2 separate regions of the Homo sapiens genome follow, and region 1 is linked to region 2. A link is an interaction called in ENCODE POLR2A ChIA-PET data of the cell type or tissue named here. Cell type or tissue: PC-9. All regions are shown on one strand. Links, peaks and the distances in the headings refer to the core of each region. The heading gives the core; the rest is flanking DNA. Region 1 overlaps TTYH1 (tweety family member 1). Region 2 overlaps EPS8L1 (EPS8 signaling adaptor L1).

What was found. ChIA-PET counts read pairs that join two places held together with the same protein. Peaks named below come from ENCODE experiments on the same cell type or tissue, not always from the same donor. Only the 100,000 strongest peaks of a DNase experiment are listed, where the experiment ranks them.
Region 1: POLR2A ChIA-PET joins it to region 2 with 7 read pairs; 2 of 35 experiments call an interaction of 5 or more read pairs at or near these places.

Annotation. Positions count from the first base shown.
Region 1 is chr19:54,424,312-54,429,672 of GRCh38, reverse strand. TTYH1 (tweety family member 1) reads right to left here. Exons shown (of 14, transcript NM_020659.4): 5 at 2,905-3,000; 6 at 294-366. Among named protein-coding and RNA genes, the nearest start is that of TTYH1, 12 kb to the right of the region's middle. In PC-9, for the core only: no CTCF peak of the experiment used is centred there; a DNase peak (open chromatin) is centred at 3,022; H3K4me3 peaks cover 563 bases; H3K27me3 peaks cover 118 bases.
Region 2 is chr19:55,082,609-55,087,969 of GRCh38, reverse strand. It overlaps EPS8L1 (EPS8 signaling adaptor L1), which reads right to left. Exons shown (of 20, transcript NM_133180.3): 13 at 4,451-4,592; 14 at 4,326-4,354; 15 at 1,997-2,129; 16 at 1,778-1,909; 17 at 1,452-1,578; 18 at 1,082-1,256; 19 at 535-667; 20 at 47-442. The coding sequence ends at 356. Among named protein-coding and RNA genes, the nearest start is that of EPS8L1, 9.4 kb to the right of the region's middle. In PC-9, for the core only: no CTCF peak of the experiment used is centred there; no DNase peak of the experiment used is centred there.

The sequences.
Region 1 (5,361 bases), core at 199-5,198, 660 kb after region 2:
CAGGAGTCCAGGCCCCCAGCTTCTCCTCCCTCACACCCAGGAGTCCAGACCCCCAGCCCCTCCTCCCTCAGACCTAGGAATCCAGGTTTCCAGCCCCTCCTCCATTACAGCTCAAACGTCCAGGACACCAATCTGTACCCACTCAGGCCCCAGGAAACAAGCCCTAAACCTCAGAGCTGTGATCGTGCCCCCCAATTCCTTTCTCTACTAAGCCATGCCATCCCGAGATCCAGAAGTTGAAGTCTCCAGGCCCCCTGAGTCCCAGAGCCCAATGGCCCGGCCCTGGCACTCACCACGGCCGTGGCTGCCTCCAGGCCCATGGAGCCCCAGCTCAGGACGAGAACCAGGAGACTCATGACTGTCATCCTAGAGTGGGGGAGGGAGGATCAGCCCGGGGTTCTTAATCTCCTAGCCTAGCCTCTTTCCACACCCCAAATCCCATCACAGCCGCCCCCCACCTCCACCCACCTCTGGAGCCTGGAGGATCAGAATTAGGGAAACACAAGTTCAGTGGTTGGGGGTAGGCCAGTGGCTGCTGATGTCCAGCTGGACATCTGGCTCCTGCCCAGATGAGCAGGGTGTGGGGTATGAGCAGGGCCCTGGGCTGGGTGGTCGCAGCTTGGATCCCAGCTCCAGGACCCTGGGACGGTGACTGCTCACCTCTGGGCTCACTTCCCCCGAAGGCTCCCCCAAGTCCACCCACAGCCTGATCAGCCTCTGGCTCTGCCCTGTCTCCTCTGAGAATGGGAGACAGTGCCAGGGCTGAAATCTGAAAGTCTCTGGACTTTCCGGGTGGGGAGGGGTGCAGGGGGCGTGTCAGCATTGGTAGGGTGACCAGTAAGCAAGAAGGGCACCCAGGGGTCCCCAAACTGAAGGCCTGGCTTCCAGTCCCAGACCTGCCCTGTGTTGGCTAGGTTTATGGGTCTGCAAGCCTTACGCGGGGTCTCTCCCACTCTCTCAGGGGCAATGGAGGTACAGGTTCAACTCTGCCTCACCCCACCAGGGCCAGAGAGAATGCAGGGACTCCTCCAATGAGAATGGCCTGTCTGGTTCAAATCCCAGCTCTAGCACTTCTAGCTGTGTGGCCCTGAGCAAGTGGTCCAACCTCTCTGATCTTCAGTCTCTCCCTCTGTTAAACAGGGAGAAGGGCCAGGCATGGTAGCTCATGCCTGTAAACCCAGTACTTTGGAAGGCTGAGGCAGGCTGATCACTTGAGGCCAGGAGTTCGAGACCAGCCTGGGCAACATAGCAAGACTCCATCTCTACAAAAATATACAAAACTTAGGCCAGGCACGGTGGCTCATGCCTGTAATCCAGGCACTTTGGGAGGCTGAGGCGGGCGGATCACCTTAGGTCAGGAGTTTGAGACCATCCTGACCAACATGGAGAAACCCCATCTCTACTAAAAATACAAAATTAGACAGGTTTGGTGGCATACGCCTGTAATCCCAGCTACTTGGGAGGCTGAAGCAGGAGAATTGCCTGAACCCAGGAGGCAGAGGTTGCAGTGAGCCAAGATCGCGCCGCTGAACTCCAGCCTGGACAACAAGAGCCAAATTGCAGCTCAAAAAAAAAAAAAAAAAAAAAAAAAAACTTAGCCGGGAGTGGTGGCATAAGCCCATGGTCCCAGCTACTCTGGAGGCTGAGGTGGGGGGATCACTTGAGCCTCAGGGGACAGAGGCTGTAGTGAGCCGTGATCATGCCACTGCACTCCAGTCTGGGCAACAAAGCAAGACCTTCTCAAAATAAAAAACAGAAATAAAAAACAGGCAGAAGGAAGCACCTTCCTCACAGGGGGCATGAGGTGCTCCAGGGAGTGCAGAGAAGAGTGTCGGGCGCGTAGAGCGAGCTGTGAAATCAGTGTGGTCCTGCGGCTTTGCCACGACACTTAAGGACGGCTCAGTCTTGGACTTGGCCACCCTCTGCGCTCTTAGTCAGGTCCCTGACCGGCCACATGGAGCCTTATGGTAGCTCCTTCATGGGGTGGAGGCAACTGAAGGACTCAGCGTGCATGACCCTCAATAGATCATCATCCTCATCTGTTTTTTTTTTTTGTTGTTGTTGTTTTTGAAATGGAGTCTCACTGTGTCGCCCAGGCTGGAGTGCAGTGGTGCAATCTCAGCTCACTGCAAGCTCCGCCTCCCGGGTTCAAGCGATTCTCCTGCCTCAGCCTCCCGAGTAGCTGGGACTATAGGCGCCCGCCACCACGCCCGGCTAATTTTTGTATTTTTAGTAGAGATGGGGTTTCACCGTGTTAGCCAGGATGGTCTCGAACTCCTGACCTCGTGATCCGCCCTCCTCGGCCTCCCAAAGTGCTGGAATTACAGGCGTGAGCCACCACGCCCAGCCTTTTTTTTTTTTTTTTTTTTTTTTTGAGATGGAGTGTCACTCTGTCGCCCAGGCTGGAGTGCAATGGTGTGTGATCTTGGCTCACCACAACCTCCACCTCCTGAGTTCAAGCGATTCTCCTGCCTCAGCCTCCTGAGTAGCTGGGACTACAGGCGCATGCCACCACACCCAGCTAATTTTTGTATTTTTAATAGAGACAGGGTTTCTCCATGTTGGTCAGGCTGGTCTCAAACTCCTGACCTCATGATCCACCCACCTCGGCCTCCTAAAGTGCTGGGATTACAGGTGTGAGCCACCGCGCCTGGCCTCATCCTCATCTTTATTGCCAACACAATGATTATTTCTGCCATGATTCCAGCATACTTCATACTGTTAGGGCTGCCTGTTTTCAGGTCTGTCCCCGCCTCCCTCCTGGGCTGCTCTGACTCTCTTTTCTTCGTGTGTACCCGGCCGTGAAGGACCACGGTCCTCCGTGTAGGAGAGTTGTAAGACTGAGGTCCTGCCTGCCAGGAGAGTGCCAGGCAAGCACTGGGTCCCCCTACTGCCTGCACTTACACGATCACCAGCCACTTGCTCTGCTTCGCCAGGCCCAGGAGGGTGAAGAGGCAGACCAGCAGCTCCAGGAGCAGCAGGAGGACGTAGGCCAGCCACCTGGGAGGGGAGAGGGTAGGGCTGAAACCACAAACCTGCCTCCAGGCACCCCGGCGGAACAGCAACCCTCCACCAGCATTCACCCTGCCCCCCAGCTCAGCCTCACATTCACCACCCTCCAAGCTCAGCCTCCTGCTGTTTACTGTGTCTGGGCCACAGCCCAGGTCCTCTGTGAAATAGTGTTATCATGAGACAGGACACTGGAGCGGTTTAGAATACAGGTCCTGAGCACCTGGGACTATCCCCTGGCCGGGCCACACACATGTGCCCTGTGACCAGGGACACGTGATGTGTTCTCTCCGAGCTCCCCATCCCCAACCCCACCCTGCAGAGTGGAGATACTCGTTCTCAAGACTGCACCAAAGATCCCATCGCATCCCTGGAGGGCATGACGTCTGGAGGCAGAGGCTGCCTGGTCTCAACCCCAGCCCCTCCGCTTAACTGGCCGGGTAACTCTTGTCTCGGTAACCTTAGCCTCTCGTTCCTCAGTTTCCCTACATGTAACGTGGGGAGCACAACAACACTGGCTTGAGAATATTGCCTCGAGTGGGCTGCATGACTAGAAGTGCTTAGGAGAGTGCCAAGCACGTGGACACACTTAGAGGTTAGCCTGAGCGTGAACGAGGGAACTGAGATGTTAGTTAATAGTTAATACTTGGCCGGGCGAGGTGGCTCACGCCTGTAATCCGCGCATTTTGGGAGGCTGAGGCAGGCGGATCACTTGAGGTCAGGAGTTTGAGACCAGCCTGGCCAACATGGTGAAACCCCGTCTTTACTAAAAATACAACAATTAGCCGGGCGTGGTGGTGCACGCCTGTAATCCCAGCTACTTGGGAGGCTGAGGCAGGAGAATCATTTGAACCCATGAGGTGGAGGTTGCAGTGAGCCAAGATTGCACCACTGCACTCCAGCCTGGGCGACAAGAGTGAGACTTAGTCTCAAAAATGAAAAAAAAAAAAAGTTAATCCTTAAATATCAGTGAAGGGCCCACCACCATGATTCAGGAGGTGCAAGCATGCAAGCCACAGTGAGAGACAGGACTAGCTGGATGTCCGAGGCCGACTAATAATCCCTAAGCCTAGCTGGGAAGGTGACCGCATCCACCTTTAAACACGGGGCATGCAATTTAGCTCACACCCAACCAATCAGGTAGTAAAGAGAGCTCACTAAAGTGCTAGTTAGGCAAAAATAGGAAGTAAAGAAATAGCCAATCATCTATCACCTGAGAGCACAGGGGAAGGGACAATGATCTGGATAGAAACCCAGGCATTCCAGCCAGCAACGGCTACCCACTTTGGGTCCCCTCCCGTTGTATGGGAACTCTGTTTTCACTCTATTAAAACTTGAAACTGCACACTCTTCTGGTCCGTGTCTGTTACGGCTTGAGCTGAGCTTTCGCTCGCCGTCCACCACTGCTGTTTGCCGCCGTCGCAGACCCGCCGCTGACTTCCACCCTCCGGATCCGGCAGGGTGTCCACTGTGCTCGTGATCCAGGGAGACACCCATTGCCGCTCCCAATCGGGCTAGAGGCTCGCCATTGTTCCTGCACAGCTAACTGCCTGGGTTCATCCTGATCGAGCTGAACACTGGTCGCTGGGTTCCACGGTTCTCTTCCGTGACCCACGGCTTCTAATAGAGCTAAAACACTCACCGCAGGGCCCAGGATTCCATTCCTTGGAATCCGTGAGGCCAAGAACCCCAGGTCAGAGAACACGAGGCTTGCTGCCCTCTTGGAAGTGGCCACCACGATCTTGGGAGCTCCGGGAGCAAGGACCCGCCGTAACAACAGCACAGTGCCCGGCACGTAGTAAGTGCTCAGTTAATCCTCCTGCCATTCTCTGCAGGCCCCACAAGCTTGGGCTTCACTCCTTACCCTGGTCTCTGGCTGCTTCCGCCCAGCCTCGCAAGTGCTCCCCTCCAGCAAGACTCCCTTGGAGGCCCCTGATTTGTCTGTCGAGGGACTCCCAAGTGTGGGGTGCTTTCGCAGTGGTGCACCCGGAAGATATTTTCTAGTGATGGTGGGTCTGCCTCACCCTGGCATCACCCTTATGGCTCCCACCACTTCCCTGCCCTCGCCCAGGAGAAGGAGCTGAGGCCCGGCTTGTGCAGCCCCTGGGCCTGACCACAATGCAGAACCTGGACTTCTTCAAACCCAGGCCTGTCTGTCTCTTGCACCTGCTGCCCTGCGGGTGTGTCCTGACCTCCAGCTTTTTCAGCCCCAGTCGGCCTTCCCCGCTGGAGCGCAGCATCCCGGAAGGCCTCCCAAATCTCAGCGCATGCCCCGCGGGCAGGGCCTCCAGCTGACGTCGGATAAATGAATGAATGAATGAATGATTACTAATGGTCAAAGCAATGAGGACA
Region 2 (5,361 bases), core at 173-5,172:
TGAGCCCCCTGGTAGCCGGGTAGAGGACAGCAGTTGGCACACCATCTGCTAAGCACGGAGGCTGTTTATAGGCTGGGCCGCATATTACAATGCTCAGGGCTCCACTGCACCCTCTCGGGGGTCTGCTAGCGCTTTCCGTAGACTGTCTCCACGCCCTCCCCACTCCCAGCCAGTCCAGATCCTCTCCGGAGGGACTGCAGCAAGGATCGTTAAGTCTGTCCACCGGGATGGGGGAAGACCAGGGCCGGAGCAGATTGGCCATCCTTCAGAAGATCGACTTCCGCTATTGGGGAGAGTCTGAGGAGTCCGTTCTCCCACGGGGCCTCGTCACTCTTTGCGAAGGGCGCCTGGCAGGTCAAATGACCTCCATTTCCACCTCGCCTTCCACCTTCTTCTTTTGCTTCTCCATCACTGCCTCCAGCTCTGACACTTTCTCTTTGTCCTGGAGGGCGGGGTGGAAATCGCTTTGTCCTGGCGTCCGAGCCCTCGTCATCCCAACCCTACCCAGACCCAGGGACCAGCGGTCCGGCTCACCTCCAGCAGCGAGCGCTGCACGGTGACCTGGCTGTACACACGTGCCCCCTCCTCGGGGCTCACCGCCCGCAGCTCCTCCTTCTGCAGCGAGAAAAGCTGCGCCCCGGTCAGCACACCCAGCGCGTCCACGGTCCTGAGCGAGGGCAGCCCGGGCGCGGTCAGGCCGGTCGGCGGATGCCCCAGCCCGGACAATCATGTCACGCCCACCCGGCGATGGTCCAATCAGAACAGCATTCTAGCTCTAGCGGGGGCAGGCCCGACACCTCCTGAACCCCACCCACCAATCACAATGTTGCCACCCGGGGGGCGTGGCCGCATCCTGCTTTCAAAGGGTACGGGATTTCCCTAAGGAATCCAGTCGGAGTCTGAAAAAACATGGCAATCACAGCCTGCCATTGGGTGTTGCTACCAGACAGACCCTCACTTCGGGCTAATCCCGGCTCCCTGTGGTCTCCACGACTGCCGCCCCCCGACTCCCGGCCGATCGGAACGCTCCGCTCCCAGCGTCCGTATCAACCCGCGCCGAGAGGGCCCCGGCCCCACTCACCCGGAGCTAAAGCCCTTGGCCTGCAGCCAGGCGCGGACCTCGGAGGCGTCCGAGCCCGGGCTGAGCTGCGGTTCCGGGGCGCGGGGCCCTGGGACTGCGCGGCTCGGTCCCGAGCGGCCCTGGGCCAGGCGCGCCTGCAGTTCCTCGTTGACGATGAGCATCTGGGAGAATTTCTCTGCAGGCGGGAAACCGGGAGGTAGGGAGTGCGGGCTCAGGGCGAGGGGTCCTGGGGCCAGAGGGCGGGGCGGGGGGGCGCTCCAGCGTCCCCAGAATGGGACGGGAGTCCCTTTGCTCTTTCTGAGCCCCCGTTTCTCTGCCTGGAAAGCAAGGATAAGGACCGCTCCCCGCAGCCGGCGTCCCCACCACTCACCCTTCTCGCTGGGGTCCAAGCCGTTGAGGCTATCGCAGCTGTCCCAGCGGGGCCTGTCCCAGCGGGGCCGAGCCAGAGCTGGAGGTGGGGCCGGGGCTGGGGCTGGTGGTGGAGGAGGAGTGCTGTTCTGAAAGGAAGGAGAGGAGAGTACCTGGGTTAGGGAGAGGACTCAGAGTCCCAGCCTCTCCCCTTTCTGGAGATGCATTTCTGAACCCCCAGTCACCACCTGCTCCAGCACTCTTGACAGCTGATCCCCACGCCCCTTGTTCCCAGGATCTGGTCCCAGCCTCTCCACCCTCAAGATCCCAGCGTCTGCGCTGGCTCACCAGGCTGCGGGCAGGGCTTTGGCTGTGGTGCAGCCGGGGTCCGGGGTAGGGTGTCAGGATGTTGTAGGGCACATATCCCTCCTGCCCCGCTGGGTCCCGAACCTTCCACCACTTACGACTGTCATCCAGGACCTGGGTGTGGTAAAGAACAGAGGGTTCAGAGCCTGTCTGCAGCTAGGGCTGGCTAATTCCTGCCCCTCAGCCTCCCGCTCCTCTAACCTCCAGTACGTCCCGCTGCTTGACCGACAGCTCACTGCTGTTGCGGGCCTGGAAGTCATAATTACACAGGACCCATTTTCCTGCTGTCTCTGACTCCAGCTGAGGCTCAGATTCTGGCTCCAAGTCTCGGTGACTGAGGAGAAGCGGGAGGGTTGGAGATAAGGAGGCAGCCAGCCCCATTGCTCTGGGCTGCAGGGTGCTGGTGTGAGCTGGGGTTAGAGCCAAGCTGGGGGCACAGCAGGGGCCGGGTTAATACTGTTAATAGAAATTTGAAACAAGAATAACAGACTGAATATATTTGCTCCCTCCGTTGCTTGGCATTGTGCTGTAGGCATATGTAGTGGGTACTATCCCACCATCGATTCCATTTTACAGAGGAGAATGAGGCTCAGAGCGAGAAAATGACTTGCCCACATCACACAGCTAGAAACAGCTGTCATTTATTGAGCATCTAATAGGCACTGGGCTTTATATATCATAACTCATAAGCATAATAAAAACACTAGCTAGGCCGGGCGCGGTGGCTCACGCCTGTAATCCCAGCGCTTTGGGAGGCTGAGGCGGGCAGATCATGAGGTCAAGAGATCAAGACCATCCTGGCCAACATGGTGAAACCCTGTCTCTACTAAAAAATACCCAAATTAGCTGGGCGTGGTGGCACGCGCCTGTAGTCCCAGCTATTCTGGAGGCTGAGGCAGGAGAATTGCTTGAACCTGGCAGGCAGAAGTTGCAGTGAGCTGAGATCTCACCACTGCACTCCAGCCTGATGACAGAGTGAGACTGTCTCAAAAAACAATAGCTACCACTTCTGTACCACTTACTGTGTGCTGGGCACTGTTCTGTTACGTATATTAGTTAATTTGATCTTTATGACAACGGTTGGTAGAACCATGAATTTGGACTCCCCTCTCTCCCCCAGTTTCTTCCTCCCCCAGAGACCCTATGATCTCCTCCATTTTCACAGAGGAGGAAGCTGAGGCACAGGGATGTAAAGGTCACAGAGTAAGAGAGTGGCATCGCCAGCCCGGGACCAGGGTAGCCCAGGTCTGAATAATGCTGCCTTAGTTTGCAGGCAGCTGGACTTGAACTTGAACCTGGTCACAGCCTTAAGCCCTTAACTGCTAGTTCCTACAACACCACAGACTTCTCACTGTTCCGGGAACGGATAATCATTATTCCCAGTTTCCCTGCAAAAAAGAACTTGAGGCTCGGAGAAAGTGACTTGAAGCTGTGAACAGGGACCAGGGTTGCGATATCAGGCAGCTGGGGGCAGGGGTGGGATTTCAGCTCTGACCCCCAATAAGAGGGACCTCAGCCTGGATCAGGCCTACCTGTGCAGGGGAGAGGGGGGGTCTTCAGGGCCGCGGCACCCCCTGTGTGGGGCCGGCAGCTCCCAGCACGCTGTCCCTGCTGAGACCCTCTGCTCGGGCCCTCACCCAGACCCCCCTTTGTCTCCTCCAGCCTCACTGCTTTGTTTTCGTCTCCTCCCACGTTGCTTCCCTCCAGTCTGCCCTCTATTTGCTCAAGGACCCTAGAGTTCTAGTCCATCTACCTCCTTCCCTCCCCCAGGACCCAGAGTCTGAGCCCCCACTGCTTGGTAGAACCATGACTTGGAATGTTCTTTCCTCCCCCAGGGACCTAGGAGTCCAGGTCTCAAGCTTCAATCTTATCCTTTTAACCCTCAAACCTTTTAACCCAGTCCGACACCCAGCAGCGACTTAGACAATTGCATTAGAGCCTCTGGAAAACCAAGAGTTTAATCGTCCAGCCTTTACCCCTCTCGGGGGCCCAGAGATACTACCACTTCCTAACTTTCCCAGAAACTTGCCCCCAAGCCCTTGAAGTCCCAAGCCTGCTCCTCTGGGTCTCCAGGATCCCAAGCACCAGACTTGGGCTCTTCTTCAAAACCCAAAGGTCCAATTCCCCAGCCTCTCCCCTCCAATATCCAGGGCTCTGTCCTCCTAGGGAGCCCAGGCATGGTGCTTCCCAGGCCCTGGGAAAACAAACTGGCTTCTTCCAGCCTTTTGGGGATCCAGGGATCCAACCTCTCAGACTTTACCCACTCCCAGCCCCCTTCCTCCCTTAGGCCCAGGAATCCGGGTCTCCATTCCCAACTCCCTTAGCCCCAGAAGTCTGGGTCCCGCCCCCTCCCACCCTGCTCCTCCCTCTCTCCCAGCCCCGGCCCGCCCCATCACCATCTCACCCACCTGAGAAGAGCCAGGAAGACAGAAGGAAAAACACAGAAAAAAAGGGGGCGGAGTCAGCATCGGGAGCCCCCGGGACGCACCCCTCCTTGACCCCCTTGCCCTGCCCTGGGGCGGACACTCACCCATTGACAGCGACCTGGGGGGCGCTTTGCTGTAGGAAGTAAGACAGTCGGGTCAGGCGGGGCCAGGCGGACCGGCCGCGCCCCCGGACTTCCCAGCCTCGGCCCTGCTGTGTCGCTTGGGTCACCTGCCGGCGCCTCCGCTCGTGCTGTAGCTGTTTCTCAACTGGGTCCTCCCAGGCGCGGCTCTGCGGGTCAGTGACCGGCGGCTCCCAGCCGCTGAAGAACTCGGGTCTGTATGGGGGTCCCTCCTCCGGGGACAGCTCCAGCCTGCGGCCAGGGACAGGGCCAAGAGCTCAGGGATCCTGATACAGCCCCCAACTTCGTTCCTGCATTAACTTCACTAAGTTTTCCCCTAAAGCTCGCTGTATTCCAACGATTCTAGCCCCGCCACTTTTCACCAAGTCCTGCCGGTAGCTCTAAGCCCAACTCAACAGCAATTTATATTTCTAGACCGGGCACGGTGGCTCACGCCTGTAATCCCAGCATTTTGGGAGGCCAAGATGGGAGGATCGCTTGAGGCCAGGAGTTCCAGACCAGCCTGGGCAAAATATTGAGACCCCATCCATCTCTCTCTCTGGAAAAAAATTGCCTTATCCAGCCTCTAAATCTCACCTGATTCCAAATCAGGTTTTCCGTAAGGTCGGTTTCAGGTTCTGACCCTTTCCCTGCGGAACTGCCAGCCCGCAGTGCACAGACTCTGTCCCATCACCAAAGTTATAGACCAAACCTTCCAGAAGCCCCGCCCCTTCGCGTAGCCCCGCCCCTGCCCCGTAGCCCCTAGCCCCTCTATTCCTTTAAGCCCCCCTTTTCTTTCAATCCGATTGGTCTGGTGGTCTTAAATCTTTCCTTCACGTTAATTCCTGGCCTTTCCTCCAATTGAATCTTGGCATCTGTCCTAAGCCCCGCCCCAACACAACTAAGCCACGCCTCTAACCCCTCCCTACTCTCCTAGTCCTATTTTCCAATCATCATGCCACCCACCTCCCAGCGCCTTATGCTCCTCCAATCACCATGCCCCCTGCCTCCCAGCCCCGCC